2 separate regions of the Homo sapiens genome follow, and region 2 is linked to region 1. The links are chromatin loops, found by intact Hi-C in ENCODE. Cell type or tissue: dorsolateral prefrontal cortex. All regions are shown on one strand. Links, peaks and the distances in the headings refer to the core of each region. The heading gives the core; the rest is flanking DNA. Region 1 overlaps TRPM3 (transient receptor potential cation channel subfamily M member 3). Region 2 has its middle 130 kb from the start of TRPM3.

Evidence for each region. A loop is a pair of places that touch in the nucleus more often than their neighbours do. Peaks named below come from ENCODE experiments on the same cell type or tissue, not always from the same donor. Only the 100,000 strongest peaks of a DNase experiment are listed, where the experiment ranks them.
Region 2: it touches region 1 in a loop (7-fold over the local background); 86 of 110 quality-filtered maps call a loop at or near these places.

What each region holds. Positions count from the first base shown.
Region 1 is chr9:70,639,211-70,642,134 of GRCh38, forward strand. TRPM3 (transient receptor potential cation channel subfamily M member 3) reads right to left here. Exons shown (of 26, transcript NM_001366145.2): 10 at 1,350-1,450. Among named protein-coding and RNA genes, the nearest start is that of MIR204, 170 kb to the right of the region's middle. In dorsolateral prefrontal cortex, for the core only: CTCF peaks have their summits at 1,166 (motif pointing right) and 1,371; DNase peaks (open chromatin) are centred at 918 and 1,409; H3K4me3 peaks cover 305 bases; H3K27ac peaks cover 1,460 bases.
Region 2 is chr9:71,248,476-71,251,399 of GRCh38, forward strand. It overlaps a transcript of TRPM3 not described here. Among named protein-coding and RNA genes, the nearest start is that of TRPM3, 130 kb to the left of the region's middle. RefSeq lists a silencer at 1,278-1,572. In dorsolateral prefrontal cortex, for the core only: CTCF peaks have their summits at 1,447 (motif pointing left) and 1,650; no DNase peak of the experiment used is centred there; H3K4me3 peaks cover 364 bases.

The DNA.
Region 1 (2,924 bases), core at 97-2,596:
TGAGTTAGTCTGCCCCAGGGTCTATCTATGGATGCAGTTCTTTAGTGTTCACTTGAACAGCTTAGAAATGGATGCCTTTGACATCTGGTAAACCTTCAGCACATCTAAGAACATGCTAGCAAGACTGTTCACAGATTCACTTTTGGGACAGCCACACCTCTCCCATGTTTGGGTGCCTGTCTTTGCAAATAGAAGTCAAGCATTTCTAGTTCCAAAAACTATTTCTTCCCTGAATCTCTTGTTCTGGATCCCAAGAAGGTGCAAGGGTTCACAAGGTTTTTCCCCTTGCAATTATCTGATTAAATTTCTCAACACCAGCGAAGTGTCAAAGGGGGCACTTTTGCTGTCTTCATTTTTGTTATCCTTAGGCTCTGAGGGAGACCCCAGGCCAACTTGAGAAGAGGGACCCAAGTCAACAGACCAAAGGCCCTAAATCAATGCTGGGTCTCTGTAGAAGCAAGACCACAAAGATGTCACTTAACTGAAAACAAAACAAAAACATAACAAAACAGAACAACCAGCCTACTTTCTGGATTTGCCAATAGCTTAGATTTTTATTTAATCCATTTCACAAAAATGTTGCAGGGTCTAGACTCTGACAAATCTTTCCATGTTAGCAATCCACCAGCACTGAATGAAGACAGGGGCTCCATCCCAGGCAGAAACTCTCTAGGGGAAAGGAAGGAGTAAGATAAGGCTTGCCGGTGAGTGCTGTGATTCCAGGCACAGAAACCGAGTTTCAGGCTGCTGGGCTGCCTCCTGTGGATGCATACATATCCCACCTGATGGCCAATCTCTCAAATTTTTATTTTTGGTAGAGTCAATTGAGGGAAGCAAACCAAGAACAGTTATATAAAGCATTGGTTTCCTCATGTTGTTCTTTGCAAATAGGGAGGACCTGTGCTCAGTCACCAGGACCAGATGGCGCCTGCAGAGGGAAGCCTGCTAATTCTGCATCCTGAGGTGTGACCCTTCCCTTTGCCCCATCAAAGACAATCAGAAGCAAATTAATAATTCTACCCCTTCCTTAATTTTAGTTAATACAGATTTGTCTTATATTTTTTCAGATGTATTCAAATAAATGGCATCATTTGCAGCTGAAAATTGCTATTAAAGACAACTCATAGAGATGGAAATATTTGGAGTTGTGTTCAGTTGAAATTTCCACTAGATGGCGGTGCTTTCCTAAATATGAGAAAGGGAGCTCAGGATACAGACTTTGCTACCAAGGAACACATTCCATCTTAAAGAAAAAGCAATCGTTTTCTGAGCTGACCTCAGAGGCTCCTTAAACAAATACCCTTGGCCAACCAAAGTGGGCTTTTCATGGGAGACGATATATACTCTACCGGCCACTGTTGCCCGTAAATAAAGATCTGGCTGCGAGCGATGTCGACTCTGTTCCAGGCTAAAGCTAAGCTCAGTTGGTCTGGGGCCGAGGCATTGGCTCCTGTGTGAGGACAAGTGGGAGAAAAGAGTGGAAGAGAGAAAACGACGATCAGTTATTACACCAAGAGCGCCTGCTCCATCCCTCTGCCATTAATGCCCCTATTCCCAAAGAGCCTGCTTGGCTATACAGCAGGTTTCTCAAACTTGGTATTATTAACATTTTGGGTAACTCTTTGTCACAGGGCTCTCCTGTATATTGTAGATTATTATTATTATTACATTTTTAAAAACTTTTTAAAAAGAAGGTCTTTGAAACTCCATGCTTTTTTGATATATAATAATTGTACATGTTTATGGTATGCATGTGATATTTTGATGCATGCATACAAGTTCATTGTAGATTATTAATAGCACGCCTTGACTGAACCCAGTAGATGTCAATAGCATTTTCCCACCCCCATCCTTCCAGACATGATGCTCAAAAATGTCTCCAGACATTGCCAAATGCCCCCATGTGTGAAGGGAGGCAAAACTGGCCTGGTGAGCAGCATTGCTCTACCGTCTGGCTAGGCAAAGTGTGGTTCACAGAGCAGCTGCAGCAGTGCCACCCTGGTGCTTCTTTGAAATGCAAGTCTCAGACCCTGTCCCCGACCCACTAAACCAGAATCCGTATTTTCACAAGATCCCAGATGACTTGTGCACACACTCAAGTTTGAGAAACTCTGCTCTACCACACATTTTGCTTCTGCTGGCCAATCACTGGTTTCAAGGCATCACTTGAATAGTATTTTGCATGGGGAGGGTGCTCTCATCAACTAGCGTACCAACTTGCCACTTTTCTGAAAAAGAGTTAGGAAGGTCTTTTAACAGAGAGGCAAACCAGCGGCTTAGGTTTACTTTGATTTGTGGGTAGAAACCATTGGAACTATTTCCCAGGTTCTTATTTTTCTCCAGATTCTGTCTCTAGAGCTGTGCGGTTCACAGGTGGCTAAGTTTAAATTAATCAAAATTAAATAAAATTAAAGTTATAATTCCTCAGTCAGGCTAGCCACATTTTAAGAACTTAATAGTTCCATGTGGCTAGTGACTACTGAACTGGAAAGCACAGATACAGAACATTTCTATCATCACAGTAAGTGCTATTGGCCCAGAGCTCATCTAGGTGAATGCATCCTGTCCATAGAGGCAGCCTGCCAAGCAGCTGGAGGGGAAGCTGGAAATGGAGGCAGTGCAGTAACGAAAGCAACATTAGGCTCCAGGCAGGGGGCCCAAGTGAGAGTCCCTGTGGCTCCTCTCAGCCACTGTTGATTATTTGTGAAATGGAGGCAATAAATATCCAGTTTACATGGCTGGGGTGTGAGACTGAAATGAGATTGTATAAGTGATTTCTGTTTAAACAGGTTTTTCACAGTTCACCAACACCCTTAGTGCACTGAGGAAGAGACACCCCTAAATAATTGCCAAGCTTCATGCTGCTGGATATCTCACGATCGGGGAGGAGGATAAAGAGACAACCTTCCTCAGCTCAGAGTTTT
Region 2 (2,924 bases), core at 219-2,718, 610 kb after region 1:
CAGAAAGGATATCTTTTAGACTCTACGTTAACCAACTTGGAACCATCATATCTCAGTCCTTCTTTTTAGGTGAGAGAACATATTTTTCCTCATATTTTAATTTTGTTGAGGTTTGTTATTTGTTGCAAATCCTGTCTTAACTGATTTAAGGTGGCCAGAGGAGAGATAAAGTCCCCTTTTCCAGCTATTCACAACTTACTCTTGTTGTCTGCTTGATCTTCCCAGTCAGCCAAGACACTTTTAACAGAGCCCTGGTGTGTTATAATGTACGTCCAACTATTGTTACACATGTACGTAACTACTTATGATTGTCAACCTCCCTGAGCATCATGATCATAAATAAAAGTTCTGTGTTTTGTGGAAGCAGGGGTTTTGAAAGAAGTGAGCTTTATGGCTCAAAACGTAACGACAAGCCACTTAAAGATATACAGATAAAAATCTTCATGAAGGAAGAAGAGGAAAACAGTTTTATTTCAAAACAGATAAATCTCTAATGAGCTTTAAGATATCTATGATTTGCTTTTAAAGAGCAGGCAATGAAAAAAGTGTTTCATCTGGAATATACTTCCTGACTTAAAAATAGCACTTGAAAAAATTTGCTCATTTCATTTGCAGACTGTTAATAGCAAAACTCATCTGGAGGATCTTTAAAATGCTCTGAAAGTAATCCCTGAAAGTATGGTCACCCAAAACTTTGTTTTATAAAATGCCAACCAAGGCTTCTCCATAAGGCCAAAACAAATAAGTTAATGAGAATATAACTAAATTCAGAAGAAAAATTACTAGCCCTTAAGAAAAATATATTTATTTGAAAATGTTCATTTACCTGCAAACACTATAAAACCAAACTCTACATTGGAGCTTTGATGTGATTGTATATTCTTATCATAAATATTTTTTAAAAATCAGAGGAAGTTACATAAGCAAAGGATGTATAAATAGTCTATTTTACTACAAAGAGTACAGCTTAAATGTTCCTATTTGGAATCATAATATAGTTCAGCAGCATAACACTACTGTGCAAGCTAATCATCAAGCCTTAAAAACATCACACATATACACACACAAATACGCTAACCAGTATTTTTGTCCCTTGAGATATATATATTTTCTCACAAATGTAAAGAAGCCTACACAGCTGTTTCCTTTAAAGATAAAAAGGGAAAAAAATTATTCTGCTGCAAAATACAACTAAAACAATTAGAATTAAAAAATGTTCACAACAAATATTTTTCAAAGGAATGTCCCAAAGACCTTCTCTTTAGTACACCCTACACATGACTGGTATCATAGTGGGAATCTACGAGATAGGAAAGAACTGCAGAACAGAAAGCAACGCAGACCTGGAACACAAAAAGAATTAAGATGAATGGGTCAGGAGATCTTGAAAACAACGGAGAGATGCCATCAAGTGGCTGAAGAAAGAATTCTTCACGTGGGATGGTTTTCCCAGACATCACCATCTGGTGGTCAATTGTGAGAATCATTTTAGACTGGTAAAACTGTACAATGTGAAATACTAGTCTTTCATGCAGTCCTTAATTTAAGGCTTGATAACTCCTCATTGACATTAAGAGAATACACTCCATTAACAATCTTTAAACACCATTTACATGACAGACTCATAAGGAATCATAAAATAGGAGTCACAATTCTACATAGGAGGGGAAGTACATTTAGAATTTGGCTTAAACAATTTTAGGGAACTTTTTTTCATAATAAATTCAAATTGAATAGCTATTTACAACTGTATTTAACTTGAAGCTATAATTTTTACCTTCCCTTCCCATATCTGTTGGCAGCCTAAAGTTGGGATCGTAAGTTTTTATTGTTATTGTTCTCATTTTGCTTTTTATTTTTACCTAAAATAGATCTTATAAATCATTTTATTTATGAATTCATTTATTTACATCTTCAAAAATTATTTTTGGACCATCTTCGTTGGACTGGGCACTGATTTAGGCACTGGTTATACAATGGTGAGCAAAATGGGCATACTGCTGTCCTTAAGCTTATAATCCAGTGTAGGTGACACACACTCAAGAAAAGTATTGGTTTACTCATTTGAAATCTATGTACTGAGTATATATTTCTTATGCCTTGTTCAGGGAGACATTAATGAGCAAAATAGATAAGGATTCCTAGTCTCAAGGAGCGCTTTGGATTATAAAGGAGGATGTGAACAAAGGTCGAGGGAAATGACACTGAACCTTTGATGTGAAACATGAGAAAGAGCCAGCAGTAAGAAGGGCAGGGGGCAGGAGCCAGAAGCAGAGGGATCAGGATTGCAGGTGCATATGCAAAGGTCCTAAGATTCATTGGGGGAGGGGAGGTAGGCAGAGTAGCTACAGGACAACGAACAAAGGGGAGAGTAAGATGACCTGGGACCAGAGAGGTAGGAGAGGATAGGTCATTGCAGAATGTTGTAGGTAATGGAAGAGAGGGGGTTTGATTTTCGGTTTAAGAGCAGTGGGAAGCCACTGAAAACATAGTCACAGGAGTGACATGATTTGCTTTGTTCCAAAAAGATCAGTTCAACTGCTTTTTGGAAGATGGATAGAGAAATGGATGGATGAATGGATGGATGGGAAGATAAGTATTCTTGTACTTTTAGAGAAAGTTTCCTTTTATTGTTTTTCTAAGAGAAAAATGAGTTTGATAACAATTTTCTGAAGCCATATCCCAAGACTTCTACCAGCTTCATTAATATTGGTGGATGGCATTTTTTGACCTGCAAGTATTCCTGATATACATTCTTGTGCTCAGGAAATCAGAAAATACAAAGATTAATGCTCACACTGCCTTATTCACCAGTTATAATTCTTCACTTCCTCATGTGAACTCCCCTATCATAGCATTAATCTTACCCTCTGATAAATTAACTTTGTTCTGAGTTCATCTTCTCTACAAGACTAAATGCTTAT